Regions from separate parts of the Homo sapiens genome. Here region 1 is linked to region 2. The links are chromatin loops, found by intact Hi-C in ENCODE. Cell type or tissue: PC-3. All regions are shown on one strand. Each heading gives the region's core, and the rest is flanking DNA. Links, peaks and the distances in the headings are about the cores only.

The links. A loop is a pair of places that touch in the nucleus more often than their neighbours do. Peaks named below come from ENCODE experiments on the same cell type or tissue, not always from the same donor. Only the 100,000 strongest peaks of a DNase experiment are listed, where the experiment ranks them.
Region 1: a loop joins it to region 2, with 2.2 times the contacts of the local background. A loop is called at or near these places in 2 of 110 quality-filtered maps.

What each region holds. Positions count from the first base shown.
Region 1 is chr3:80,225,150-80,241,529 of GRCh38, forward strand. No RefSeq gene overlaps it. Among named protein-coding and RNA genes, the nearest start is that of ROBO1, 470 kb to the left of the region's middle. In PC-3, for the core only: no CTCF peak of the experiment used is centred there; DNase peaks (open chromatin) are centred at 7,822 and 8,642; H3K4me3 peaks cover 1,054 bases; H3K27ac peaks cover 2,201 bases.
Region 2 is chr3:80,275,091-80,291,470 of GRCh38, forward strand. No RefSeq gene overlaps it. Among named protein-coding and RNA genes, the nearest start is that of LINC02050, 480 kb to the right of the region's middle. In PC-3, for the core only: no CTCF peak of the experiment used is centred there; no DNase peak of the experiment used is centred there.

The sequences.
Region 1 (16,380 bases), core at 5,336-10,335, 49 kb before region 2:
GGTCTTGAGAAACTCTACCTTAAAAATAATTGATGGGCCGGGTGGGGTGGCTCACGCCTGTAATCTCAGCACTTTGGGAGGCAGAGGTGGGAGGATCACCTGAGGTAAGGAGTTCAAGACCAGCCTGACCAACATGGTTGATCATGCTACTAAAAATACAGAAATAGCTGGGCGTGGTGGCGCATGCCTGCAATCCCAGGTACCCCGGAAGCTGAGGCAGGAGAATTGCTTGAACCCGGGAGGCAGAGATTGCAGTGAGCCGAGATCATGCCATTGCACTCCAGCCTGAGCAACAAGAGCGAAACTCCATCTCAGAAAGAAAAAAAAAAATGGTGGAAAATAATAAATTGAACAAATACAATAGAGAGGTAAGACACTATAGCAAAATAGGTTCACAAACAACAAACAAGCATAAAAAAAAAAAAGACATAACCAAAACAGCAACAAAGAGGGTACTATAGCTTCATGAAAATAAAATGAAAGAACATTGCTGGAAAGAAAGAGTGATTAACAGAACTGAATAATGCTTTGAGATTATGCAAGAAAAACGTGGAAAAATCCTAATTGAATTAAGAAATTTAGAGGTATTGAGGTTATTAATAAAGCAATCTTATATGGTCTTAATCTTTGTGTCTGCCTAAAATTCATAAATTGAAATTCTAACCCCTAATTTGATGGTATTAAGAGGTAGGGCCTATTGAGAGGTAATTAGGACATAAGGGTAGAGCCTTCATGAATTGGATTAGTACTTCTATAAAATAGGCCCAAGGTAGCTCACCTATCCCTTCCACCATGGGAGGACACAGTGAGAAGGCGTCATTCAATGAATCGGAATGTGAACCTTTCCCAGACACAAAATCTGTCAGCACTTGATCTGAAGACCACCCAGCCTTTAGAATTTTGAGAAATCAATGTCTGTAGTTTGTGAGCTACCCAACTGATGGTATTTGGTGATAGCAGCCAAAATGGATTAAGATACAATCAAAAGTTCTTTCGGTAGTGTGATAGTTTTATGTGCAAATGTGGCCAGACTAGTATCTTCTTATTAAATGAAACACTAATCTAATTGTTGCTGTGAAGGTATTTTGTAGATATCATTAAAACCCCATTAGCTGACTCTTAATAAAGGAGATTATTCTCAATCATGTGGATGAACCTCAACAAATCAGTTAAAAGACTCACTTGGAGGCAAACACTGAGGTTTTCTTGAGGAAGAAGAAATTCTGCCTGAATACTGCAGCATTAACCGTTTCTCAAAAGTTGCATCGCTACTGGTCTATCCTCAAAACTTTGGGCTTACTAGCCCTAACTTTTTCTCTCACTTACTCTCTCTCTCTTTCTGTGTATATATATACACACACACACACACACACACACACACACACACACCCAGATTGTATATATACAGTCATGTGGTATATAAGGGACATTTGCTTGAGTAATGAATGACATATATGCTAGTGGTACCAGGGGATTGTAATGGAGCGGGAGAGTTCCTGTCACCTTCTGATATCATAGCTGTCATAAATTTGTAGTGCAACACATTACTCATGTTTGTGATGAGGCTGGTGTAAACAAACCTAATGTGCTGCCAGTCACGTAAAAGTCTAGCACATATAATTATGTACAGTACATAATCATTGATAATGGTAATAAACTATTATCTAACTGGTTTATGTATTTATTATACTATACTTTTTATAGTTAGTTTAGAGCGTACTCCTTCTACTTATAGAAGCAAAGTTACCTGTCAATGAGCTTTGGGCAGGTCCTTTAGGAGGTATTCCTGAAGAAGGTATTGTTATTGTAGGAGGCGACATCTCCATGGGTCTTATTGCTCCTGAAAACCTTCCAGTGGGACAAGATGTGGAGGTAAAGGACAGTGATATTGATGATCCTAATTTCCTGTTGGCCTAGGTTACTGTGTGGGTTCACGTTTTGGTTTTCAACAACAAAATATCTTTAAAAAACTGTAATGACTTAGAAAGTAGAAAAAAGCTTGTGGAATAAAGATATAGTGGAAGCTAATATCTTTGCATAGCTGTACGTTGTGTTTGTGTTTGATATTGTGTTATTACAGAGTCAAAAAGTTAAAAAATAGACATTTCTAAAATAAAAAAGTGACAGCTAAGATGAATTTATCATGTAAAAAATAAATTTAAAAAATAAATCTAGTGTAACCTAAGTGTGCAGTGTTGATATGGTCTGCAGTGGTGTACACTAATGACCTAGGCCTTCACATTCACTCACCACTCACTTACTGACTCACCCAGAGCAACTTTCAGTCCTGAAAGCTCCATTCGTGGTGAGTGCTGTATATAGGTGTATCATTTTTTTTTTTAGTCTATTGCAACTTACTTTCACTGTATCTTTTCTATGCTTAGGTTTAGATACACATGTTTAAATACACAAATTCTTGCCATTGTGTTACAATTGCCTACAGCATTCAGTGCAATAACATGCTGTACAGATTTGTAGCCTGTGAGCAATAGGCTATACCGTATAACCTAGATGTATAGCATGCTATACTATTTGGAGTTGTGTAAATACACTATGAATTTTACACAATGACTACATGACCTAAGAACTCATTGTTCAGAATCTACTTCTGTTAAGTAACACATGACTCTATGTGTGTATACAGACACAGACACACACACACACACACATACACACACACACACACACAGAGAAAGGATCAGTGATGAGATATAGGTACTTTGAGTGGAAGCCAGACTGGAGTGAGAGAAAGAGAGAATATGTAGAATATTCCTTTGGAATTTGATTCTGAAGGGCAAGAAAAGCTGCATAATAGCTGGATAGAAAATGGAATTAAATGCTAAATGAAAGGCTGCAATAGAAAGTGAAAGGTTGGATATGCACATTACAGAAAAAAATTGATAATATATTTGATGCAAGAAGGTTGCATGGATGGTAGTCATTGTTCTTAAATGACGATTGTGAAAACTTAGATGTAGGTATTTTGATGTCTAGTTATAATAACTAGAATCTGTGTGTATCCAGTCTGATGGTGGTTTGAGTTTCTTTTGTGAAGTAGCCTGTGAAAATATCCATTTAAAGTGAGGACATGTAATGTTGGAAAGAGGGAATTACAGGTCTGAGAATAAGAGAAAATTTAGAATATAAATTTAGGTTGAATTTCAAGCATAAACATGGCTATGTATGTCAGTATTTTCCCTCTTTTAATGAAAATTCTTTAAAACAAAGACAACAATAATCATAACAAGAAAAAGAACTTCCAAAGTCAGTTTTTCATGAAATAGGAAACAGATTAATCTTGAGATTCCAAGTTATGTGAAAAATCCCACCAAAATATTTATTATTTGGCAAAAGCTATATAAGAGAACACAGAGAGGCGTAAATAATAACAGCAGGGACTGGAGGGGTGGCATTATTACAGAAAATAACAGAAAAAATAAATTTTCTAAATGTACATTTCTTTCTTCAAAAAGAAATATGAGAACTGGGGTGAGTGGAAATGGCAGAGGAAGCTCTTCTGAAAGTGATTTTGCTCAGGACACGGATTTGTGCAATGAGACACAAAAATCTGTCAGTCACTGTGGCACCAGAGGTAGAGTGAGTCTTTGATACATAAAAATTTCCCTGCCCAATAGATTACTAGAACACTTCCTATATAAAGGAAATGAATAAAAATAGCTTGACAGGGGATATTTAACATACATAATGTTAAAATAATATAATAAAGAAAAGTAAATAAAATTAAAAGAAACATAAGTAAAACTAAAAGAAGATAAAGAACATACAAATGAACCAACAGATAAGGTGACCAGAAAAAATACTGCTGGAAAGAAAATACAAATTTTGTTCATTATTTTCTCATGAATTAACACAAATAGTAAACAAATCACTTTGATCAAAAAGGCAACAACATAGAAATTTAAAGAATCAAGGACAGGAGGATATGAAAGATGGGGGTGACAAAATGGGTATAGAGATGGAATTGAGAAAAAACAGGCAAAATTAACCATAACATCAAAGCAGTGAAGACAAACTTGGAAGGAGCACAAGGATAAAGGTTCTGTAGAAAACACAGTAGTGCACATAGTGAGTAGAAAACAGAAAAAGAAGCTCAAGGAAATGGAAGTTTTAAAAAGCATTAGTTAAAAAAGAGAATAAACGATAGATTTAGAAGGTAGAAAACATATATAGCGTAGGTATAATTGGAGACTATAAAGAGATGAGACAAAACAGTGGAGTAGAACAGAATTTAAAAATGTTTCATAGTAACAAATAAGTACAATTAGAAATAAATCTACAAATTAAAGGGGAAGACCATGTGGTTGAAAAAAGAAATCATGTTTCTTTGAGGGAGGGAAATTAGTTCAACTGGGGCTTTTTTTTTCCCCCACAATATTTAAGGTTAGAAGAAGGTGAAACAACATGGAAGAGATATCCTCAGTGAAAGAAAATAATATCATCAAGAACTTTATATTTCTCCAAACCTTCATCTAATATTTTCAAAGAAAAAATTTTACAAAGCATTTAGGAATTTATCCATATGGCATGCATTTACCAAATGAGATATTGTCAAGTTTACTTAGTTCATTGTTTTGTAATCCGTTAAGATTGGAAACAACCTAAATACATAAACTCTGTATATCCAAATAATGATAAAAGCATAGGAGGAATATTTTATGTGCTGTTAAAGATCTCCAAAATACATTATTAAATTATAAAGGACAAAAGGGTATAGATAATGTTATATAGTTGTTCCTTGATATTTTTGAGAGTTTGGTTCCAGGATCTTCATGACACCAAAATTTACAGATGCTCAAGTCCCTTATAAAAAATGACTTCATATTTGCATATAACTAGGCAAATCCTCCTATATATTTTACATTATCTCTAGATTACTTATAATACCTAATACAATGTAAATGATATTTAAATTGTTGTTTATACTGTATTGTTTAGGGGATAATGACAAGGTTAAAAAAAGCGTGCATATGTGCAGTACAGATGCAATCAGCCATTTTTATTTTCCAAATATTTTCAATTCACAGTTGTTTGAATCCAGGAATGCAGAACCAAAGGATACGGTGGTAGGAGTAAAAATAAAATGCTAGAAAAGTAAAGTATCAGTTTTTGCATTTACATATATTAAAATGTTATAGAAAGCATATAAACACCACTAACAGTAGTTATGTTGAGGGCAAGGTATGGGAAATGGAATATGGACAAGATATTAAGAGAAAGATTTTTACCTTGTCCCTTTTTTGGTTTCTGAATCACTGGAAAACATTATATTCAAAAAGGAAATGAAGAAATTTAATTTAAAAAAGGAAGCATTAATAGAGTAGGTGAACTAACTGAACAAATACTCCTAAGCTCAACCTAGATTTTTTGCTAAGAAGCTTTTGAGAAGTTAACTTAGAAAAATGTCATATTCCCAGCATAATTTTCCCTAACATTGGTTATATCATAAGAAATAAAGAATCCAAATCAATCTGTGATCCTGCCCAGCTATGTGGCTGTAACATATGGCAAAGTAATGTCACTAGCTCTGTTTCAACTAAAATCAAAACATGTGACAATCCTAGTGAATTATTTAAACCACAAAAACAAAATATACACTTACCACTATCATTAGTTGAAGTAATTGTTGTGTATGTGTCTGAGTTGTTACATCTTTGTCATCCTTGGAATATTGGGGTTTCTTAGATGATCTATGTCATATAAAAACTACTGAATATATTTTAGGACAGGGTAATTGGAGATATACACAACTTGCACAAAGCTCCTTATTGAGAGAAGGAGTGCTGTTAGCCACACATAAAAACGGTTGTAGAATACATTCATGAGACCTTAAAAGAAAAAAAAAAATCAATATTGAACTGTCATTCTCCATTGCATATGCAGTGGCTCTCCCTCTCAAAATAACACATATTTTAATGAGCAACCTGGTAACATTCTGTGTTACCTGTATGTACTCTTGTATTACTTAGATGAGAGGACAGAAATACTAAATTGCCACTTCAGCAAATTTTATAAGCAGATACAATTATGTTTTATTTTATATTATTGCCCAGGATTTATAAATAAAATATTACCCCTGGACGGCTTTAAATGTGAAATTTCTAGTGATTCTGTTACTATCCAGCCACTGTAGGTGGAAGTACATTGTTTAACTCTTGAGTAATATAATGCCACACTCATTCTGGACTTTTGTTGTTACTTCCAAATAGGAAATTAAAGTGTAGAAAAATCTAATGGAAAATCAAATTAACCTTACTAAAATGCAAACGTGATGACTAGATACCTTAAAATGAGAACAATCTTGCCTGTTTAATACAATTTTAATTCATTTTAATCAGTTACAGCATTTGCTCATAAATAGGCTATTTCAAAATCCATTTTGCATTTTATTTTAAAAATTGTTTTTTTGAGTACTTTTGCCATCCGTCTGCAGTGCAATTAATTACCTAATACTTAAAAATGTTATTTTGAAAGACACTTGTAAAGTCAAATCATGAGTTTTGTTTCTTCTGGTTTTTATCTTAACTCATCTTTTAATTAACATCTATAGTGATTCTACATTCTCCATCCAAATATATGATAATTAACCGGGATAAGATTAAGTGCAGCGCAAGTTACTGTCAGATAAAACTGCAAATTGCAATACATATTATAAACCAAGGTAAATCATGCTTTCCAAATTAATGTATCTTAAGTTTACCCTGGTGAAAATATAAAACCAAAGCAGCCATTTAGGCCGAAGAAAACTACAAAGCATTTTATTGAATATTAGATGTTAAATGAAGACTGAAAGAATAGATTAATACATTTGTAGTTTGTTATAACTGCTCAGTGCTTCTGCTTTTAAATTAATTCTCTATCCTGTTTAAAAATCTGTTCATATGATATATGTTTTCTAGTATATTCAATATCTAATTACAGTGTTAATCAAAGTATATTTTATAAGATATGTTTCTTTTCTAGAAATAGTAATTGTAGAAGTTATAGCAAGTGGTGCCTATCCTATTAGAATTGATGAGTTTTAATATTCTCTGAACAAAGGACAAATATATATTAGAACACAGCCACAGGTATGTAGATCATTAAAATAAGTAACACACACAAGCAATTAAAATGTGAAAATTTTAACAGTCACATCAGATTTTTTCCTCTTATTGTACTTTCTGAGAATTTCTTCAACAGGTCCACCAGAGAGATATCAAGGGCATAAATATAATGTCTCCTTGGGAAGGAAGTAGTTTTTAACAACATAATTTATAAATTAAATTAATATTTTCTTTTCTCCTTTAAAATTCCCTTAAGTTTTGGCCACTATTGGAAGAGCAAACAAGCAAAACTCACCAAAATAATCAATGACAAATATCCAGTAATGCTGCTTTTTAATATAAAATTACCAAAAACAACAACAACAAAAGGTTATGACTCCAAAATCTCTCCTATGAAATGAGAGTGGGAGCATGTCAAACAGCTGGCATCCACTGCCTTTAGTTTCTCTGTATAATTTTGAAAGTCTATGTTCCTGTTTAGCTTATAGAGAGAAATAAAGCCTAACTCTAGGGTAGTGAAATTGTGGGCACAAAAACATCTAACACAATCTTTTAGAACAGTTGTTTTCAACGACATAATTTTGTCCCCCACAAGAAACATTCGGCAATGTCTGGAAATTGTGTTATTGTCACCACTTCCAGTCGGGTGGCTTGACAAAGACTCCCTTCTTCAGCAAACATTAGTCAGGCTCCCCTGAGCTTTCTTTTCAACTAGAACTTGACCTTGGTGTTCTATGTGCTTGGCCTGTTAACTCAATGTGGTAAAAGGATCCTACTGAGTCAGCTTAGTGAATCACCTCCCTGCCCCCACCTTGACGTCTGAACAAATTCCTCATCCCCTACCATTCATATCTAAGTCTTGGCCTGCCTTTAACAAGATTCCCGTTAAGTTTCTTTGATAAAAATTCCACTATCTTTGATATCTAATCAATTGATTGATTATTAGTATGTTTCTGTCTACTAATCTCCTCACTCTGGTCGTTAGCTATAAATCTCCAGCTATCTTCAGAGTAATCAGAGTTTTGTTCAATCTCTCTTCTCTATTGTAATAGTCTTAGCCTCTATTGCAGTATCCTTAAGTCACATCTTTATTGCTGTTTTTAACAAGCACCGAGTGCATTTCTAAAAATACAATGTTTAAGAATAATTTCCCTTTAGCATGATATTACTGGCATCCAGTACGTAGAGGCCAGGAAAGATCTACAGTGCACACAACAGCCTCACTCGAAAAAGAATTATCCAGTCCAAAATATTGACAGTGCTGTGTTTGACAAACCCTAGCTTAGAGAGTTGTCACAATGGCTAACCTACATATGGCCCACAGTGGCCATCTACCCCTATCTGCAGTAAAATCAATGGACCAATTTGAATGTAGACTGCACTTTCTTTGTTAAGGCCCTCTGGACTGATAAACCATAAACAGGGCTAGAATTTAGGAAATTTGTGGGGAGGAAAGCTGCTGGACGCACCCACCCTAATATAGTGGTGGTGCTTTGGAAATAGATGAATATACACCTGGACATTAGCCAAGGGATGTTTTAAATCTGACTGGATCATATGCTGGCTGGCATAATGCAAACTAACAGGAATATCCCTGAAGCTCAGGCAAACAGGCTCTGCATGATCAGACTTAAAAGTGTGATGCCATTTGGCACCAGAAGCAATAAAAATGGACTGCTCTTACTGAGTTTCCTCCTAAGCCAACCGTGAGCATAACCATCTTAGTACTGAAGAAGCCTCCAGGATGTTAAAGTAATTCAAGCAAAAACTAAAAGAGAGACCAAGCTGCTGACAACCCTGCTCATAAGACAAGTGCAAGTGCAAGTAAATGACTGAAAAAAAAAAATTGAAAGAACAAAAATGAGCAACTAAATATAATTTTGCATTATATGTCGATCGTTAAATTGCTTGATATTGTCACTTGGTATTACTGACATTAATGCTACAACAGCACAGACAGAAAGGTTAATAGGCACAGAAAGCTTACTAGAAGAGGATAGAATAGATGGACATGAATACTTTATGTAAAATCTAATTTAGCTCAATCTGGAAAAATAAAAGTTCTTAAAAATAAAGGGCAGCTATTGCTGCTGTCTGTTACCTGTTTCTCTATGATAGATGGTCAAATGCTACTTAGTGAGAAGAGAGGACATGCCAAGTTGCAAAGACTGAATAGAGGACCTGAAATAGAGACAGAGACAGAACATACATCTTGCTCAACAAAATGCTTTTCTAGATTCGGTTTAAGTTTCTATTGGTTATTATCGGAAATATCAGGCCCCATGTTCAGACTTTGAGCGGTTACAGAAATCACTGAATGCCATTTCAATATCTCCATGCTTCAATCAAATGGGACTATTATTAGTCTCCAGGTAGTGGTGTCCTTGATCCCCTTCTCCTTTAACATAGCATTTTCCCTTCCGGAAAAGCTTTTCCCTAACCCTTGCCTTAGCCACTTTCTCTGGGGAAAGTCATCAAGTCCCTCACCCCTGTGGTCACCATCTCCTGCAAGTCTACCTTGACTATTCCAGGCTTCCAAATGAGTAAAGCGTCCTTTTTCTAACTCTCTGTACTCATTGTACTTATCACTTTGCTTTGTAATTGTTTGTTTACTTATCTGTGAGGACTTTTCTCTTTCACTAATCTCATAGTTTCTGGTACAGTGCTTTACACCCAGGGGAAGTCAATAAACATCCCTGGCTGATTCGCTCTGCTTAAGAGCTTTAGGTAAAATAATTACCTTTTGGTAATTAGAAGCACACCCACACAAAGCAAATGCTAAAAGACGGGAAAATAATAGTCAAGGCAAAGAAGGCTAAAGGAAACTTTTCTCTAACTTTTATTGTCTTTAGAAAAGAACTTTAATTTCCTTTTTCTTTTCTATTATGAAACATAGAATAAATAAATCATCACATATAATTTATTTAATATAGAATATTGATTTAGCATTTCAGCATAAAACACTGCAACATGCAAGAACTCTGGAACCAGATTACCTGGGTTTAAATCTTGACTGTGCCACTTGCTCACAAGTTATTTTACTTTCTTTGTCTGAATTTCTTCTTCTAAAAAATAACGACAAAGCAACAAAAGAGGAATAATAAGGATAGTATCTCCCTCTAAAGTCCGTGTTGAACATTCAGTTAATGGATAGATAGAAAGCACTTGCAGGAATGTCTGGCAAGCAAAAGTGTTCAGTAGATATTATATTATTAAATATTACATCTAATAATTTTTAGCATATTTTGATATATCATATTGATAATATTTGATATTATTAGATTATTAGATATTAGATATTATATAATATAATATTAAATATAATAATATTTAATATAATATTATTAAATATAATAATATTTAATATAATATTATTAAATATAATAATATTTAATATAATATTATTAAATATAATAATATTTAATATAATATTATTATATATAATAATATTTAATATAATATTATTATATATAATAATATTTAATATAATATTATTAAATATAATAATATTTAATAATATTATTAAATATAATAATATTTAATATAATATTATTAAATATAATAATATTTAATATAATATTATTAAATATAATAATATTTAATATAATGTAATTATTAAATATTATATTTAATATTATTATATTAGATATTAATATATTTAATATTATTAGATATATTATAACAACATATTATAGATTAACACATTTGTTTATGTTTTCAAGATACAAGTAGTGTTTGTAATACTGAATGTAATACTGACAACACATCCATCTTTTCTGCTTTGTGAGACTGCATTAAAAACAATAGTAAAGAAAAAAAGCACAAAATATATGCCAGATATTTTTCCATATCTACACTCCACTTTTTATATGATTTGTGAATTACATCTTTTGCCTTTTGATTCTCTTTTTTTTTCTAGCAATTGGAGGGACTTAAATAAATTGGACTGAGGAAGACTGAAGTTGGGTATTTTTTCCAAAACCTCATTCATATTACGTCTCTGTGAGTTAGCAAGTTCAGTGAATGCCACAGATTCTGTGGGAAAGTTCTCTATTAGCGATGCAGGTAGTTCTTCTGGATTCTGCCAATTTCTCCTTTGCTTTGCTCATTCTGTTCTTGTATTAGTTTTCTTTTGCTGCTGTAACAAACAACCACAAACGTAGTGGCTTTAAATGACACAAGTGTGTTAGCATGTAATCCTGTAGATCCCATGTCTGACACTTAACTTCACTGCCCCAGGATCAAGGTGTCAATAGTGTTGCATTCCCTTCTGGAGGTTCTATGCAAAAATGCATTTCCTTGCCTGTTTTAGCTTCTAGAGTCTCATGGCTCCCTTTTCCATCTCCAAAACCTGCAATGTTTCATCTCTATGAACATTCTTCCATAGTTGCCTCTCCCTCTGACTGTGGCCAGGAAAACTTGTCGGCTATTAAGGCTCTATGTGATTAGATTAGACACACCTGGGTAATCCAGGATAATCTCCTTCATTCTACAGTCTGTAAATAAATCACACATGCAATATCCATTTTGACCTGTAAGACAAAATGTTCCAGGGATTAGGATGTGGACCTCTTTTGAGCTCCATTATTCTAGTCAGCACTATTTTTGAATGATAAACTTTTCCAGCTGTTGCTAGCCCTGGAGCACTTGATGTTTCCTTTAAACTTGCCCATACATGTATGAACATAATCTTTTTAAACAGCTTATTTTAATTAAGCAAGGCTACTCACTGACCATCAAAGATAAAAATATATTGAGAAGGGATATCAGTGAAAAAGAGATTATACAAATCTTTTATGAGCGAATGAAGTAATATGGAGCTTCTTAGCTGTACCAGCAGTAAGCAGAAACCTAAAGGATCTACAGCATGAAACAACCATGTGAAACAAGCCAAATACTCTTGAAGAATCCCTGAGAAAATCAGGGCATACAGGTGCCAGGGACTGCAAAAGATAAAGATGAGATGAAACATCTAGAAACAGGAGTATTGAGTACATTTCTGCACAATGTATTAACTATTCTTTCAGGCAGAACAATGGTTTATTTTCGGAGACATTGAATAACAACAGTATGAATTTCTGAGCACGTAAAAAGGTAGATGGTCACGGAAGAAGGCTGAAAACCTGTCCCATCACACAATAGAATGTTGCCCAGCCAACTGGCCTTGCCCTTCCCTTAGAATTCCTGCAGGTAGAGCAATAATCCCAAGTGTTGAAGATTGTAGAGTCCATCATGGAAGTAAAAGAATATACCTACATAAAAGATCTGCATATACTGACATTTTCAGGATTCTTTAATACATTGGCCTTCTGTAGGTGTAGCCAATCACCTACAGAAAGTTGACAAGGTGATAAACACCACTCTATCATCCATTGCCCATGTTAGAGGATGGAGAGATGCTAATAAGAACAAAGTGCTCTGAACAAAAGGCCTGCAAAAGAGAACAACAACAAAAAAAATTAGAATTTTTAAAAAAAATTATAAAGTATCTATAAGGGTTTTTAAAACTCACTATAATTCAAAGCCAAATAAATCTTCCCCAAAATAAAGCAGATAGAAATAAGGATGATATACAAGACAGTATAAAATAGCCTAATAATAGTTCCAAAAGCTATTCCTTTTCCAAAAGAAAAGAAGAGGCAGAGTATGCCACGGGACTGAGGTTGAGGGGCCGGATACTTTCTTCTTTCCCTATCTTTTGGCTTCGAGAGCGCATGCATGGGAATTAAGCTCAAAATGGGTTAGGATTTGCTCATGAAAGTAGCTTCCATTGGAAGTAGCAGTTCTGCCCACCAAGGGCAATGTCCTTGGCATTAGAAGGAGATGATGTTAGTTTAAACTGACTTTTTTGATGTAGCAACTGACCTTGTCTGTTGTTCCTTTTTCTGTTCATACTTAGATTCCCGAATTTCTTTTCATCTGGCTCACCAGCTTTCACAAACAATGCAGTGAATTTCCTAAAACCCTTCTCATAAATTTTTGTTTTGCCTATGTTAGCCAGATTTGTGTTTTTTATCTTGCAACTGATACCAATGCATGATATAATTTATTACCCTTTTACTACTGTTTGACTTTTAACTATTATGTGTGTAGTAATTCTGATGAAAAAAAAAAAAGCATTACCATGGAGAAAGGTTTTATTTATTGTCAGATTCTGGGAAACTTGGATTTTTTAAAATAAAAACATCTGGTCTACTGTTAGTTTTGTAAGGTTTAGATTAGGCAGTGATGATTTTGTTAAGAATCTATGCATTTGAGGCTGGTATGAGGCTTCAAATACCATAATCATTGACAAATAGTATGCCTTTTTGAAATTCTTTAAATAAATAAAATAATGTTGTTATAATTTCGTAGCATTTTCTTTAGTTTTTGTTGTTGTTATGTTCTTTTTCTCATTGTTTAAATGGACATTCTCTCAAAAAAACACACTGTTCTATCACTTTTTTTCCTGTTTCATTTGCTGAGATAACTTACCTCCCCTCTTTCAGTGATAATCTGATTTTTTTTCCCCTGGAAGTTCTTAGCGTAAATAACAAACTTCTCTACTCTGGACAGGCATGATAAGGCAGTAAGGAAATGCTTAGTGTTCAGACATAGACACACACACAGCCTGTCTCCATTCTGTCTCTCTTTCCTCCTTCCTTTCCTGCCTTCACCCTACTACACACACATATACATGTTCACACATTTATCATTTCTTTGTAATTCTTTCTCATTGCTATTTAATACAGACTTTCTGTATAATACCAAATGGTAATATAGACTGTTATAAAATAAATTTTACACATCTAGAAAGGTATATGGAAGTTAAAAATCCTTATTTTTAAGTATTATCTATAGCCAAAGTAAAAAGAAGTTTCTTTCCCTTACACACAGAATATTTTTAGAATTTTTTCCGTATGAGCTAAAGCCTATTGTAGATTGTAGCGATTAATGGGGAAAACAAATGTCAAATTCAGATGTATGTGTTAGGCAAGGTAACTAGAAAATGTATTTTTTTCAAGTTCTAAGCAAAGAATGTCTAGCTTTTTCTGTCCTCTGTGATTGGAACAAGCATGAAATATGTATAACATTTTAGGAGCACATATAATCAATCTAATCCCATTAGACTGGGTAAACAAATTAGCCCTAAAATTGCTGAAATTTATCACAGATTCCAATAGATGTTCACGCATTATTTGCTCTTCTCTGCTTAAACATGTGATGCTAAGTCCGTTTTAGGCTTTCACATAAGGATTAGTCTTTCCAATCATACTGAAGGCCAGATTGCTTAACTACAGCACACAGTGTCATGCTACAGATAATCCATGCCCTTGATTAATGTTCTTATAATCAATTGCTGTCTGGAAGTGACTCCTTCCCATCACACTCTTCACAAAAAGAGCAGATGGTATTTAAAAGGTTATGGCAAGAGGGCATCACAGAGGTCAAATGGAACATCGATCAAATGGGCAGAAAAATTGCCTTTTTTCTTCTTCTTTCTTCTTATCGTAATAATCCACAAGGGAATGAGGTATATGAATTATACTTTGATCTATAGTTCAAGCACTAAGATATTTTCTTGTTTCAAATTTCTGTGTTGTTTTGGGTAATGGACCTGGAAATTGGATTCCTTGTGTGCCAGTAAAAAATTGTACCAATATGATCATCTAAAACAAATAATTCTTAGACTCAAGAAGATTTTTTCAAAACTTTTAATGCAGCCAGAGGGTTTCAACTTAATAAAAGCTTTAATATATAGTGACTGTTGGTTCAGTTTTTTTTTTATAGGTAATGGCTTCATTTATAGAAACTGACACTACATTTTCATTTTTATATGAAATTAAATGCATTGCTTTATGTGTAGATTTTCTCTCTGTCTCCCTGTCTTTATCACATTTGTGACAGTCTATCATACATTTCAAGGTGATCAATTCTTTTTTTAATTGATATGCTTAGTTCTAATTAGGTAAAATCCAGGTTGGGAGGCTACATTCCAATGTGCAGAATACAAAGATTGAAAATAAGTAAGAATATGTAAGTAAAAAGATTCTTTAAAAACCTGAAAGGTGTTACTTTCATTAATTAGCTCCTTCAGATACATAGATGCAGATGGCCTGGCCATGAATAGATCACTTCTACACAATATAATGAAGATGAAGATATTCATTATATAAAGAGAATATGCACTCCAATTCATGCAGAAAAATGAAAAGCCTTTTGAACATGATGGTAGAGGGCTCATGATGTGAGATATTTCTGTAGGTTTCTATTGTTCAAGGTACAATCACATGCATTTTCTGATGACTCAACAATCATTTATTGAGTGGCTGTTTTGTACATAAGCATGTTAGTCACTTGGAGATGCAGATTTTTTTTTTTCCCAAACAAGTAAGAGTACAGTGGTGCAGTCATGGCTTAAGGACATCTTTATGGTCATGTACGATTAAGGAGGAAATAATATCCATACAAAAATAACATTATCAGACAGTTTTTATTAAAAAAAATTCATAGGAGAATAACTGGCTAAATGTAGGATGGGTAGTTCTCACAATACCGTTTATGTGATGTCACTAGAAAAAGAGATATCTATGGACTATATTGGTTAAATAACGTTTCACTCTGTTGAAGAAAGGGCTTTAAGAATAAATAGCCCCACATGCATTTATACCTATGTAACAAACATGCATGTTTTGCTCATGTACCACAGAACTTAAAGTAAAATTTAAAAAAAATTAAGAAGAGAATAAATAGCTTTTAGAGAGTCACTGGGACCAAGGAAAGCGGAAGCAAAGGTACAGAAATGGAATATTCCTAGCATGTTTAGGCCGATAGAACTTCAGTATACGTTACACACAGCAGGTGTATTTGAAAAAGTCTGGTGTTCAGATGGCAAAGGGGCCTAAATATTATATATAAATGTTGCATCTTATCATGGATGCAAATGTTTTTGAGAGAGAGTTTTATTTCACATAATCCTATGTGATGCCTTTCCAGTAATATATAAATGATATTTCCATTTTTCTAACTAACAATTTTTTTTTTTGAGATGGAGTCTCATTCTGTCACCCAGGCTGGAGTGCAGTGGCACAATCTCAGCTCACTGCAAACTCCGCCTCCCAGGTTCAAGTGACTCTCCTGTCTCAGCCTCCCGAGTAGCTGGGATTACAGGCGTGCACCACTACGCCTGGCTAATTTTCGTATTTTTAGTAGAGAGGGGTTTCACCATATTGTCCAGGCTAGTCTCGAACTCCTGACATTGTGATCTGCCCGCCTCAGCCTCCAAAAATGCAGGGATTACATGAATGAGTCACCGCACCTGGCTGGGAAGTAACAA
Region 2 (16,380 bases), core at 4,717-9,716:
TTTATGAAAGGCCCTCCCACACTGTATCAGCATCAATCTATGTAATCAATATAATATGACATAAATGAATTTATGTGACTTCTGAAGCACAATTATAAAATCTGTTGCAGCTTCTAGTGTGCTTTCCATGTATCAGTAGCTCTGAATGAATCAGATATTTAGCTATGATGACATGCAAACAATGCAATGAATTTCATGCTATAAGTAACAACCCCTAACAATAGCTGGCACCAGCTTGCTATCTAAGCTACATGAATGAGCCCAGTTGGAAGCACATTCTCTAGGCCCACTCAATTTTTAAGTAAACTGCAACAAAGTCTGACATCTACCTGCAACTCATGAGTGAACTTAAGCCAAAACAACCCTGTTCAATCCTACATTTTTGACTAATACAAACTGTGAAAAAATAAATATTAATATTGTTGTTTAACTCACCAAAAGTTGAGGTAATTTGATTTCCAAAATAGAAATCTAATAGAAGTAAGAAGTAGTAGTTAAAATTATTACTGTTCTTATGTCATGATGTAATTTTTCTATTAAAATTCAAGTTTCTACACACTGAATTTTATAATTTATCAGGTTACTTAATGATATATTATTATACATGATTATAGGACTTTCTTGACTTAACAAACACGATGTAGCACTTTGGGATCTATCAACATTTTCATTTGCTTTTTTTTTTCATTTTTGTTTATAAAAACTGTCTTTTGAATCAAAGTTCCCAAGATCATGGCATTTTCCCTCATATTCCCATTTCCTTCGAACATTTTAATATGCCACATATTTTGCTGATTGTCAACCTTATTACAGTTGGCATTATAAAAAAAATTACCTATTAAACAGTAAGCAGTACTTAATGAAATTTCTATTAATGACTTTGTTTAGAGGAATGAACCTGTGGGATATTTGTTTAAAGCTAAATGGATGAAGGAAAATAAAAATTATAAGTAAGATAAAGGATTGTAAAGTATACCTAATAGAAAATTGTAGTAACTTGACTTTTCTATGATGCTCTTTCTTAATTACTAACTGACATTTAAAGTAAGTTCATAAAAATTGTTTTTTCTCTGGATTCAGCTTTACTTGTAAAATTTACAAAGCATATCTTGGTTTCTATGTTAATTAAATTGAAATCAGTGGGTTTTGCTATGTGCATTTTAAGATACAATAAAATGTAAATCCAATATTCAATTTAGTTTAAATTATTATGAAGGTGTCCAATTAGTTTTTTTCAAAAAATATGGAAAAATTTCCTTTTTCTTTAACAGAAATGAACCAGAAATGAAATTCCTTTATTCCTCATTTTACATCACCAACTATTTTGTTACTCAAATGGAATATTTCACTAATATAGTAGATATTAAAAGTTACTTTAGAAAAATAAAAGTAAATTTGGCTCAAACAAAAGTAATTTAAAATAAAATTATTTTCTGCCCAACCTCATTGTTAAGAAGAATTTGAAAATTAAAGCCATAAATACTATTTTAAACTTCCTCAACAGAAGGAAATTAAAGTGTTTGAATTACTAAGCATTAGTAAAGATATGGACCAAAGAATGCCTTAGTGTTTTATGGTGGCAGTAAAATGAATGCAAATCAATTTAGAAAATGATTTGAAGTCAACCAGCAAAACTGAAGTGGCACTCTAATGCATTTTCTTTAGAGAAATTTTTATTCATATATATGAGCAAAATTTCTCTAAAGATAATAAACATATATGTATATATACACACATATGTATGTATGAAGACATGGCTCAATATGCTCATAACATTTTACAATACAAAATACTCTAATAACTCAAATACTTATAAACAAAAATAGAAAAATAAAGGAATTTTCATACAATCAAATATTAAAGAGCAGTAAAAAATAAGTGAACCAGAATCACGTCAATGTGACTGATTTTCGGGAGCATAATGTTGAGTGGAAGAGCAAGTTATCAAATATCACAAGTATAATTTAACATAATAAAATTTCAAAAACAGGCAAAATCGATTCTGTATAATGTCTGTATATTGCTTAGGGGTATTAGGTAAAGGAATGGCAAGCACAAATTTAAGGATGGTTTTCTGTGAGTGTGAGGAGATATAAACAAGATACACCAAAGTTGTTGGTAATGTTCTATTTCTTATGTTGTGTAGTATACATATGACATTCACTCTATGTTTTTATCATATTTATTTACATATTCATTTGAATATGTATCTATGTGTATGTAAATATATTAAATACTGATAATCCTTTATGTAAATGTATGTCGATATCTGGAATTTAAACCAATGTCATTCTGGATTTGCAAATCGTGTATACTGTACACTATAACACAATAACTTATTTTGAAAAGCTACCCATTATAAAAAGCCACTGGAACATCCACTGTTGTAAAAAAATATAGAAATCCCTTAATTCATAAATATGGAGTGGATATGACTTAAGAGAAATTAAATATTGAGAAAGTATTTGAAAAGGAGTAACTCAGTTTAAATTGCTTTGGTAAAACATGTAGAGCTCGCCACACAATCAAAGTGGCAACACAGGAAACAGACATCAGAAAAATCAATACAGTGTTAGGTTACATTTAATCATGATTGGTGTGAGTTGGCTTATATTACTTCATATGACAAAACTCTAGTTGCTGGAGTCAAAGGAAAAAGAGAATGGGGTGGAGAAGTGGGAAGAAGAAAAGAGGAAAAACATAACCACACACAAAATAAGGATAAGTAGAAATTTAATATGTAGAAGAAAAAATTATTTCCTGTAAATTTTCATGTATGTAATAAAATTTAATTTATAATCATGTAATATTAATGGTAAGTAGCTTACAAATTAGGATAAGAAACAAATTATCTAAGTTATAGAGAAAGTTATAGGGATATCCTTACAAATAATGATAAGAAACAAATGATCTAAGTTATAGGTGTTTACCACTAGGAAAGTTACATTATTGCGTTTGAGTCTAAAGTCAAAATATTGTCAGACTCACTAAAGTAGATACTGACCTTCTATATCAGTAGAGCATGAAATTATCTGTCCTGTACGCTTTTTTTCATAATTCGTATTGCTTCCTCAGACAAGATCATACACGAGTATGAGTGTAATAAAATGTTAAGGCAGGACATTTATCTTGGCTTTAGGATCATAAATCAGGAGTACGAAAAGAAACCCTCTTAGGAGTCATTTGCATTAAACAATGCACCGCGATTTTTACGGTTAAATGCTATCGTAGTCACAGATCGTAAAACACAATCATGCTTACCGAGTTATGGTTATCTTTCCAAAGCCTTGAAATATAAATGGTATACGCAGGAACAGACTTTGAACAAGATTACTATAAATGAAACATATATCTTAAAATATTTAACCTTAAAGCTACCTAAAATGGCGTCTCATTTGTAAAATCATAACCAAAACGACCTTCAGTATCTGTGTAATATCCATTACTCTGTTGTCTGAATAGGGTCTCTGATCTGAGCATTGTTACATTCCATGAAAGGAGCAAAGCCATGAACAGGAACACAGGTTTTATAGGAAACTCTATGGTTCTTCCATGAGGTATCACTAAGGGGGAACAGAAGACAGACAAACAACTCTTGAAGTCCTATGATGCATGAGGCTGACTGTACCGTAACCATCTTTGTTAAGCTACTTGGGCTATTGTTAAAGAGATATAATTTGAAAGTGAACTTTAATGATTTTTAGAACAGAGTGTAACGTCCAGCACACCAATTCCTGCCTCCAGCAAGCTCTGAGACTTCAGGAAGCTGCCTTAGGGGCGTTTTCTAAGACTAGTCCTCATTCTTCGGCTAAATGCGTTCAGAAACATTGGATCGATTTTCAGGAAATTTTTACACTCTGCATTTGTAACATATATAACTGTAACATCTGAAAGAGCTAATGTGTCTGTCATTTTAGAAAGCAATAGTGAAAAATTCTATCATTTTTCATCAAACCTTCAAGAGGCTATATGTATTTTTTTCTTGTTTATACAATGCTATGGATGTACTACTTTAATATCCATTCTTTGAAATACACTATCCAACACTTCCTTTTCACCAAGCTATGTAGAATATATAAACTGTGTGTCAGCTACTATGAACAATGTTGACATAAAACCAAAACTACAAAAACCTATTTCGCTATCCATTCACTTCCCATCACAGATGTAATTATCTGAGAAAATGGGCTCTCTTTCATAGTCAACTCTGCTTGTAGCCTCATACGAGCTAGAAAGAGTTGTTTCAGTTTTTCTTGTCCTTAAGAAAATAAAGCTCTGCTGTTTTGGAATCCAATTTGCTCTGGGAATAACTTTCAAACTAGCAAATCTCCAAGCTTGATGTCTGTTTGTTCCTCACTCATTTCCCCATCTTAGCCCCACCTCCATAAGGATTCTTTCCTAAATCCTGCTTTGGTTCTTTTGTTTTTTTTGTTTTTTAAATAATTGCTGTTGAACAAAAGGTTTTATAAATGTTTAAAATACATTTTCTCTCCTATAAGTTTCTCCACGCTTTCAATGTCGCAATTTTGATAATAAAAATCATGCAATTTTGGTAATTCTGTATTTCCTTTCATCTATTTTCAATCCATTTTACTGCCATATTCTGTAAGTAAAATCAAATGCATTTGATTTTAAGTACATATATAGAGAAGTTTTGATAAACATATGTATCAGGGCAATCACTGTCACAACAAGGGAATTATAGAATATTCCCATCATTCCAAAATATTACCTTGTGTCCCTTCCTAGTCAAGATCCCATACCACCCCCAGCCCAGGAAATGATCCCACTAGCTTTCTTCTCCTATGGATTACATTTGTTTATTTTTAATCCGTTTGGTTTTTTTAGAAGTACATATAAATGACATTGTACTCTTTTATGTATTCTTTAAACTGAACTGTTATAGCTGAGTTTAACATCTTAAGAGTTATCCATGTTTTTGCATGAGTCAATATTTCATTTCTTTTTATTGGTAAATGATATTTCATTGTGTAAATATATTATCCTTTATTTATTTATTAATTCACCTGTTGATGGACATTTAGATTGTTTATTAGGAGTAAAGCTGATATGAACTTTTGTGAGTAATTCTATTTTTTAGTAATTTCAACTTTTATTATAAAGAGCTCACATGCATGTTTGTTACATGGGTCAATTATGTGATACTGAGGCCTGGGGCCTCTGCCCATCACCCAGGCAGTAAGCAAAATACCCAACAGGTGGTTCTTCAGCCCACACCTCCCATCGCTTCCTCCCCCATCTAGTGGTACTGTGTGTATCGTTCCCATCTTCATGTCTACATGTATTCAGTGTTTAGCTCCAACTTACAAGTGAGAACAGGTTGTTTTTAGTTTTCTGTTCTTGCTTTACTTTGCTTATGATAACAGCCTCACCTTCATCCATGTTGCTGCAAAGGACATGATCTCATTCTTTTGATGGCTGTGTAGTATTCCATGGCGTATATTGTACCACATTTTCTTTTTCCAATCTACTGTTGATGCACACCAAGGTTGATTCCATGTCTTTGCTATTGTGAATAGCACTGCAGTGAGTATATGGGTGCATGTGTCTTTTTGAAGGAATTAATTATTTTCCTATGAGTATAAAACCAGTAGTGACATTTTTGGATCAAATGGTAGGTGTAATTTAAGTTTTTTGAGAAATCTCCAAACTGCTTTCCACAGTGGCCAAAGTAGTTTGCATTCTCACCAACAGTGTATAAGTATTCCTTTTCCTCAGAGGACTTTTTAATAATTGTCATTTTTACTGATGTGAGATGGTATTTCATCATGGTTTTGATTTACAGTCTCTGATGATTAGTGATGTTGAACAATTTTTCTTATATATTTGTTGGCTGCTTACATATCTTCTTCGGGGAAGTATCTGTTGATGTCCTCTGCCCATTTTTTAAATTGGATTTTTTGTCTTTTGCTTGTTGATATGTTCAAGTTTCTTATAGATTCTGGATATTAGACCTTTCTGAGCACATGTTCTACTTCAGCTAGGAGTGAAAGAGCTGGCCCATTTGTTTAAGTTTATGCTAACTTTTAGAATGTATATTAAAGTAGTCATACAATTTTTTACTGTCATCAGCAACATACGGGAATTCTAGTTGTTCCACATCTTTGTCATCCTTTGGTATTCTCAGTCTTTAATTTTTAAGCGTTCTAAATGTGTAGTCGATTGTGTGTTGGTATCTAGTTGTGGTTTTAATTTACGCTTCCTGAAGAATAATGATTTTAAGCATTTGTTAATGTGTATGCTGGCCATTCCTGTATATTCTAAGTGGATGTGGCATTTAAATGTTTACTCATTTGAGCATTCAGTTGTATGTCTTATTATTGAGTTTCAAAGTTTCCTGCATATTCTAGATTAAAGTCCTTTGTCAGATATATGTTGTAAAGGTTAATTATATGTGTTAACTTGGCTGGAAAATGGTTTCCAGATATTTGCTAAAATATTATGCTGGGTGTTTCTTTGAGGTATTTTTGGATGAGATTAACATTTATATCTGTGAAATTTATTTTGAGTAAAGTATATTATCCTCCATAATGTGGGTGGACCTCATTCAATTAGTTGAAGTTAGCAGAACAAAGACTGAACTCCCTGAACAGAAGAAATTCTGCTAGCAGATTGCCTTTGGACATGAACTATTACTCTTTCTTGGGCAGTCTACCAAATTTACCAATCCTTCATGATCATGTGAGTCAATTTCTTACAATAAATCTGGGTGTGCATGTGTATGCATGTGTACCCATCCTATTGGTTCTGTTTCTCTGGAAAAGTGTGTGTGTGTGTGTGTGTGTGTGTGTGTGTGTGTGTGTGTGTGAATTATGAGTAATGTATTCAAGACTGAGGCTTGATTTTCATTCTCATTAATTCATAGTGCCTATTGAAGAGTAACGTTTGAATTGTGATAAAGTACAATATTTCACTTTTGTGAAAGGCTAGAACTTTTTAAATTCCATCTGAGAAATCTTTGCTATGCAAAGGTTATAAAGGTTTGCTCCTTTCCTCTCTGCTATTAAGTTTTTTGTTGGTTTAGCTTGTATGTTTAGGTCTGTTTTGAGTAAAATGTAGTAAGATCAAGGTTATTTTTTTTCCCACACAGATCGCTATTTTCCCACCATTATTTGTTGAAATAGCTAGTCTTTCTTTTTGAATTATCTTGGCACACTAGTTGAAAATCAGTTGACTATAGATATGGAAGAATATTTCTAAACTCTTTGGTTATATTATCTATGACTATCCTGATGCCAGTATCCTCTAGTTTGATCACTGTAGCTTAATTGTAAGTCTTGAAAACAGGTAATTCAAGTTTTTCTTCTTTTTTATTTATTTTTTTTAGGTATCAGAAAAATGTAGAAATTTTAATTTTCAAAAAGCTCCAACTGATAATTTTTTCTTCCATTATTATTGGTTTTTGTACTGTTAATTCTCTTTTTTATTTTTTTATTATTATTACACTTTAAGTTTTAGGGTACATGTGCACAATGTGCAGGTTAGTTACATATGTATACATGTGCCATGCTGGTGTGCTGCACCCATTAACTCGTCATTTAGCAATAGGTATATCTCCTAATGCTATCCCTCCCCCCTCCCCCCACCCCACAACAGGCCCCGGATTGTGATGTTCCCCTTCCTGTGTCCATGTGTTCTCATTGTTCAATTCCCACCATTGAGTAAGAACATGCGGTGTTTGGTTTTTTGTCCTTGTGATAGTTTGCTGAGAATGATGGTTTCCAGTTTCATCCATGTCCCTACAAAGGACATGAACGCATCATTTTTATGGCTGCATAGTATTCCATGGTGTATATGTGCCACATTTTCTTAATCCAGTCTATCGTTGTTGGACATTTGGGTTGGTTCCAAGTCTTTGCTATTGTGAATAGTGCCGCAGTAAACATACGTGTGCATGTGTCTTTATAGCAGCATGATTTATAATCCTTTGGGTATATACCCAGAAATGGGATGGCTGGGTCAAATGGTATTTCTAGTTCTAGATCCCTGAGGGATTGCCACACTGACTTCCACAATGGTTGAACTAGTTTACAGTCCCACCAACAGTGTAAAACTGTTCCTATTTCTCCACATCAATATTGTCAAATGACTTGAGATCATTTAGGTCATTCTAGGTAATTTTTTCTGTCCATATAAATTTTAGAAGAAGAGGGTCAATTTTTGAAGAAAAACAGGTGTAATTTTGATTGAGAATACAATAAATCTCTGGAATAATTGAAGGAGAATTGTAATCTTTACAACATTAAGGATTCTGGTTTATGAACACAGTCTGTCTCTATTTAGGTTTCTTTTAATCTCTCTGTCAATGTCTGAACATTATAATAGTTAGATTTTTCATATATTTTTCAAATCTGTATTCAAATATTGCATATTGCATTTTTAAAATTTATTGCAAATGGTAAATTAAAATGTAAATTTCTACATATGTATTGGTGGTACATAGATATACCATACATTTTTAGATATTAATTTAATATCCTACAATATTTATCAACTTACTTATTCATTTTAGTAACTTTTTTGTGGATTCTCTATGAATTTTTATGCGCACATTCATGTCATCTGTGAATAAATGGAGCTTTTTACTTTGTCTTGCCTTATTTTAATAGCTAGTATATTTAGTATAGTGTCAGTGCAAATGTACAAACCTGCCTTATTCCTTATCTTTCAGGGAAAACTTTTAACATTAGTCATTAAACATAATTTTAGCTATAAATTTTTATAGATGCCTTTTATGAGACTGAGAAAATTAACTTCTATTTACAGTTTACTAAAAGTTCTCCATAATAAATGAATGTTTACTTTTGTCATTTTTTTTTAGTTATCGAAATTGCCTGGTTTCAGTCTGATGATATGGTGAATTATGTTGCTTGACCTCCGAGTGTTGAAGACCATCCATTACTAAAATCAATCATTTTGTCATAATAAGTTACTCTATGCATTTACTCCTAGACTCCCTCTGTTAATGTTTTCTTAAGGGTTTTGGTACCTATATCTATGAGTGATAAAGGCTGTAAATGTCATTTCTTCTGTCACCTTTGCTTGGTTTTGACATTAGGCTAAGGCTGACCTAATAAAATGTGTAGTATGTGCTCCTGCCTCTGTGTTCTTAAAAAAGTTTGCTTGGTGTTAGGTCTTTCTCAAATGCTTGATAGAATTAAAAAATAAAGCCACTTTGGCATGAAGCTTTCTTTGTAGGTAAAGTTACTAATTACAGAGCAGTTTATCTAACTGATAGGAAACAATTTTTTTTTCCAATTATTCTTCAGTTAATTTTGGTAATTTTTTTCTATTGAGAGAAATGTTCTATTATGAAGTTTTAGAATTTGTTGTCAGGAAGATTTTTATTGTAAACCTGATTTATTACACTAATTTATCTAGTATGTACAGTTATTGTTCTTTTTTCATTGTAGTTATTAGTAATTTATGCCCTCCTGATTTATATCTTGACCATGATAGCTAGAATTGTATAATTTTTCTTAATTAGAAATATTTTTACATTTCTATATTTTTGGTTTGCTACTTTATTAACATTTGTCCCCATTTATATTTTTCTTTCTTCCACTTATAGGGAAAAGTAGATAATTTATTTGTTTTTTAGATTATTGATTTTAGAACTTTATCTTTTCTATGCATATAATTAAACCTACACATTAACTTCAAGGCCTGTTCTAAGCTGCTTCACAAATTTTGATGTATTTTGTTTTCATTTTCCTCTTTATTAAAAATACTCCCTCTTGTGATATTTTTCTGATAGTTATGAATTACTTAGAATAATTATTCATTAATGATATAAACTGTATAATCATTTATGGATTATACAGCCTTACATGTGGTTTTAGTAGTGAACTCAAGCCTTTGCAAAGTGTTGACCCTTTATTTGCAGGCTACATTTTTCTATTGCTTTGCACACTTAATTAATTTTTTTGATAAGATGATGGACACTGTAACTGTTATAGTTTGACCATCTGGACTCAGTTTTCTCTTTTAGAGTGTTAGGCTTTGTTTAACCTGCAGTTAGGTTACTTGTGGGTCAGTATGATTACTTTCAGGTTTACTTTTAGCTTTGCTCTGAAAAACCTAGATTTGTTTTCACTTCAGGAATGTTTCCGTTTTACCACGAAAATTTTACCCATTGTGGTGTCTAATGAATCCTCTTCTTGAGGATTCACTCAGCTTGCAGTGAGCCAAGATCATGCCACTGCACTCCAGCCTGGGCAACAGAGCGAGATTCCGTCTCAAAAAAAAAAAAAAAAAAAAAAGCATGCAGTAATTTTTTTTTTTTTTTTAACTCAGAGAATTGTTTATCTTACAACTTCTTTGTAGATTTTTGCCTGGCCTAGTTGAATTTCTTGCTACATGTGAGTAGCCTAGTACTCAGCAAAGAGTCTTAATTAGGTAAGTCAGTGCCTATTTAAATATCTGGAACTCTTTCTGTGGTCTCTCTCTCCCTTATTGAACTCTGTCCCACAACTTAACTTCATCAACCTTCTCAGATTACAATTTCTGAGCTTTCAATTCAGCAATGCCTCTAGGCTCTTCTAAGCTTTCTCTCTCTCCTCCCTCCATCCAGTTTTTTCTGCAGCTGTAAAGTCAAGCTGATCATTGCGCTCACATTGTTTTTCTTTTCTCAGGGTTTACAGTCACCCTCTGTCTGTTGTCCAATGTATGAAAACTATCGTTACATATAGTTTGTCCAGTTTTCTCATTGTTTATAAGGGATGTAAATCTGGGTCGTTATTATTCCATTATGGACAGAAAAAGAAATCCCCTAAGTCTGTTTACGATATTTTGAAACAGAAAAAAAAAAATGTTGCTGTATGTGTCTGCTATCATTTACTACTTGGCAAAGAGTCACTGTTCACCAAAGCATAAAATCAAATGCTTAATTTGAAGTTGTTAAGCTGTATTTGAAAAAGCAAATTCAAACAAGTTTAGTTAGATGGGTATCAAATGCAGTACAAGTTAAAGGTAGGCACTTCTAATATATTAATTTCTTGAAATGTGTTCTCATTGCAGATGTTACGTGTCACTTAAATCAGAAAATGAATCTTAAGCTAGACTAGTTCATAAACTTTTTCAACAACAAAATAGAAAAATATATTAGAGAGAATTCTGTGATCATATTTTAACTTGTTCGTAATGACATTAGAAACTTAGTGGTACTGCTATTGGGATTGATATGTAAATATATCAAGAAACTGCCTATAATTTTTCATACAGACATGGGATATTACATGTGATGATAAATTATAAATATGATTGAATGTGAAGCTGAATGATTAAGCTTGGAACCAAAGAGTAAGCACTCAATAAATACTACTTGACTGATTTATAAGCAAGGGTACAATTTTAAATGCATCCAAATGTTTAAAAAGCCTGCAGACCAGGTGCAGTGGCTCACGCCTGTAATCCCAGCACTTTGGGAGGCCGAGGTGGGCGGATCACGAGGTCAGGAGATCAAGACCATCCTGGCTAACACGGTGAAACCCCGTCTCTACTAAAAATACAAAAAATATTAGCCGGGCTTGGTGGCGGGCGCCTGTAGTCCCAGCTACTCAGGAGGCTGAGGCAGGAGAATGGCGTGAACCCAGGAGGCGGACCTTGCAGTGAGCCGAGATCGCGCCACTGCACTCCAGCCTGTGCGACAGAGCAAGACTCTGTCTCAAAAAAAAAAAAAAAAAAAGCATGCAGTAAAATTAAAATAAATAAGTGGTAATAATATGCTACTATAGATCTCATAATTTCAAGACAGCATTTTAATTTCTCATAACAATTAACCAAAAATTTAGATTTGCTTATCTCTGAGACTAATATTCACATTATTCCAATATACCAGTTAAGAAATATTGGGGAAATAGACCAATATAGGAAAATGTGTCTATTTTCTGTAGTTTTGTGATGACAGAGCCCAAGTGGAACACTGAAGAGTCTAACTAGAATGCGAACCATAAGATGCAGACATTCCTAACTTCCAGATTTCTTAACTTTAGAGATATCCTCAACAGTTAAAAGATGTAGTGAAGTGTTTTTCTAGTTTCCACATTCTTTCTTTTATCTTCATCTCTCAGAAAAATATATATATGCTGAATACTTTCTTTCTGTTACCATATACAATACAACCACCCAAATATTTTCTCTTTTATTCCAAATAAATATTCAGTTTCTCATTTCTTTAAGGTGATTTTTACTTTTTTAACAATGCCTCAACTAACTTATGTAATAAATTAATCTAGGATCACTGCTATAATATCAAAGACCCATTATCTTTAACTCTCATCTAAAATGGGAAACATCCCTATTTAATAGTGGCTTTCAATGGAACGACCAAATTTTCTTTCTTTTTTTTTTTTCTTTTGTGAGACAGAGTCTCGCTCTGTTGCCCAGGCTGGAGTGCAGTGGCGCAATCTCGGCTCACTGCAAGCTCCACCTCCTGGGTTTACGCCATTCTCCTGTCTCCTGCCTCAGCCTCCCGAGTAGCTGGGACTACAGGCGCCTGCCACCATGCCCAGCTAATTTTTTTGTATTTTTAGTAGAGACGGGGTTTCACTGTCTTAGCCAGGATGGTCTCGATCTCCTGACCCTGTGATCCACCTGCCTCGGCCTCCCAAAGTGCTGGGGTTACAGGTTTGAGCCACCACGTCCTGCTCAAATTTTCTTTCTAACCTGCAGAGGTTAGGAGTTAACCTAGGATTTGAAAGTGTATGCTAATAGGAATGGCAGATTTTGTAATGAAAACTCAGTAGAGAATGTACCTGGAGAAAGAAAACATTGTAGAATCCTAAAATCATTACACTGGTGTAGTTTATAATGTTTAAAGTTCATAATGTTATGATATTAATATATAAAGTTTTTAATGTGAAAGATAAAATAACTCATTTCCTGCCACATAAGAAACCTGGTTTACAGGATGCTTTTAATTTTTGCTAACATATAACAGATTTAAACTAGGTCCTTCAACCTAAAACATATATTCTCATTTGTTACATTACTAACAACATATTCAACTTAAGCTTATAGAAGACTGGCATAATATCTATGATAGATTTCAAGATATTGTGACCAAGCATGTTTTTCTACCCGGTCTGGGAAGTCATTTTGGTGGTTAGAGCTATGCATTTCAATAGTGATAATGCAAAAGAGTTAAAAAGAGCAAAACTACACTTACTTTCAGAAACTATAACACTTATCTAAAATGTAGAAGTTTTCAGAGAAGAAAAGTGCATTTCAGTTATTCCTTGAGTCATAGATCTTAGCTTATTTATTGCTTCTCTAACTTTAGGGGGCTTTAACTCTCATTCAATGGTCTGGTAAGTTTCATTATGTCCTGACTGATGAAATAAAGGCAAATATATAATTTCTTAACAGAACTTGTGTTACAATAAGAACAGATAAATGAGCTGACCTAGTGGATGTCCTCAGATGCCTCAAGGAATTAAATGTTCAGCTGAGAAGAATTTCAATCAATGTCAATACCCTGCCTGCCATCAGATTTCAGATTTGGAATGGTGCTCAGCCACAAACTCCTGATAGTCTATTAAGGACAGGAACTTCAAATTTCAATCAAGATCTGAAAAAATCTCAATGTCTGGGCGATTCTGTCTTATTTAAAAGCTTTTATTTAAAAGCTTTAATTTATCTGAAAACTGTAACACACGTTAGAAATGGTGAGGAAAGAAGAAGACAGCTTTAAATAAATCTCTCCAAAATAAATACTAGGTCAGAAAAATTAAAACATTGCATATTTTATTGTGTGACATTAATCTACATTGATCCCCAGACAAACTGAGTTCCCCTCCAGTAACTTTTCAACCATATTTCAAACTGTAATGATGCAGAAAGGTCAAAACAAGAAAAGATTGTAGCAACATTGATATTTGGCATGTATAATACACTTCGTTTCTGTAAGACATATTTTAACTGGCAAGAATTTTTCTTGTGTCATACAATTTAATATCAAATAAAGATCTTTCTTTCTTTCTGTGGATTTTTGTGTATAATGAGATAAAGTAACAACAAAGTGCTTCTAAGAAGATTATGTTTTAATTGTAGGATTTTTTATTTGCTTTGATCTTTGTGTAGATGGCTATCTTGACATAGGTACTTAGAAATATCTACGGAGAATCATTTATTGCTAAACTCAAAGAAAAAGGACAGTATTTTAAGATTCACCATCATAACAAATAATAATTTATTTCATAAAAGTCTGAGTATGCTTGTACAAGAAAATAATGAAGTAAGTTTTTGAAGTTTACATCACTCTAGCTTTTAAATTAACAGACTATTTGAACATGGGCTTTTCATTAATCTTTGGCTCTTGATGTTCTCACAGGTGATAAAATGTTGAACCATGGGATTTCCTAGGGTTCTTTTTGTATATTAAATCCATGAGGCAAGTTTTGCTTTCCACAAACACATTAAATTACACTCTATTAAATATGGATACTATGTTTTTCAGTACCTATATTTTCAAAATTGTCATAGTTGTAAGAGAATTTTACACATGAAAAGTATTTAAACTTACTTTAAATGAGTCATATAAATGAGTAATGTTTTCTTAATCATTTTATTTAAAGCTGCAAGTACCTTTGATGTATTTCAGATGCGTATCCTTGAATACATCTTGGTACTTTTAAGGTAAAAATTGATTCTGGGCTACACATTTAGTTTTGAGCCAATACCTTCCTGAAAGTAAATCCTGAGAGTCTTTCTTGTAGTGTTGTCAGGACAGTATACTATCGATTTTTCCTTGTATTTTGTTAGTTCACAGACTTCAAAATCATACATATATGGAGAGATAATACCCGTTATCTCATTCTAATATCTTTATTTTCCTATTTAGAATGAGAGAGAAATATCTGTTTAAGGGAATACAGAGAGAGACCTCCATTTCTATTCATTTTGACAGACAAAGAAAATACTAAAGGGATATTTCACATTTTTCAAGTATGTAATCCTTTGGGATAACATAAAAGTCATAACAGTTAATAATATTGCTTCCAAATATGTAAATCAAAATTAGAAATATAAGTAGAATTTGAAAAATTTACAATAACATTCTGAGTCTTTGAGAATAGTCATATTGAAACTTGATGCAGTCTCTTGGCTTTGAATTTACCAGCCCACTACAGAAGGAAAAACTGGATCAAAGTATATATCCTCAAACTTATGTTGCCATTTGTGCTCAGCAAATAGGAAAAAAAAGTAGATAAATCTCCCCATGTGTTAAACGGAAGGATGGCTACCTGGTTTTCTGGTTGCTATAGACTGAACATCTCTGATTTAGGAGTAGTCAATGTGGAAGGAATGCATCAACTTCCTAGTTTTTATTATACTGTAGAAGTATAGACGATGTAATGAGTTTTTCTTCATCTTTGCTCTATTTTCACAATTGTTAGTGGAAATTTTTCTAGTACATAAATAAAGGTTTAATCTCAGTGCTATTCTAAGCCTTTTTTTTAATCTTCCCCTTGGGAATTAGGAGGACATGACTCTTGGCCTATGACATTTTAGCCAAAAGTTAATTATATTTTAGTTGTTTTGCAATTCCCCACAAATAATTAATAGATTCAAAGAGTAGTCAAGGACTTAAGAGTACAGTATTACCATACCCTGAACAAAAGTTGTGAAAACCCGGAGAGATAAATAAATGTAAAAATTATTGACATAGTGATGACAGTAAAGATACTCTTGTCAAGTCAGTCTTTAGTTTTGTTCTTGTATTAGTCCACTTTCACACCACTATAAATAACTACCCAAGGCTGGGTAATTTATAAAGAAAAGAGGTTTAATTACTTCACATTTCCACATGGCTGAGGAGGCCTCAGGAAACTTATAATCATGGCAGAAGGAGAAGGGGGAGCAAGGCATGTCTTATATGGTGGCAGAAAGGAGAGAGTGAGGGGGAAAATGTCACACTTTTAAACCACCAGATCTCATGAGAACTCACTCACCAAATAGCATGGGGAAAATTCACCCCCACGATCCAATCACCTCCCATGAGGTCCCTCTGCTGACATGTGGGAATTACAATTCAACGTGAGATTTGGATAGGGACACAGAGCAAAATCATATCACTCCACCCTTGGATCCTCTCAAATCTCATATCCTTCTCAGATTGCAAAATCAATTATGCCTTTTCCAACAGTCCCCTGAAGTCTTAACTAATTTCAGAATTAAGTCAAAGCTCAAGTCAAAGTCTTATCTGAGACAAGCCAAGTCCCTTCCACCTATGAGTCTGTAACATCAAAAATAAGTTAGTTACTTCCAAGATATGATGAGGGTACAGGCAATGGGTATGTGCTCCCATTCCAAAAGGGAGAAATTGGACAAAGAAAGGGGCTACAGGGCTCATGCAAG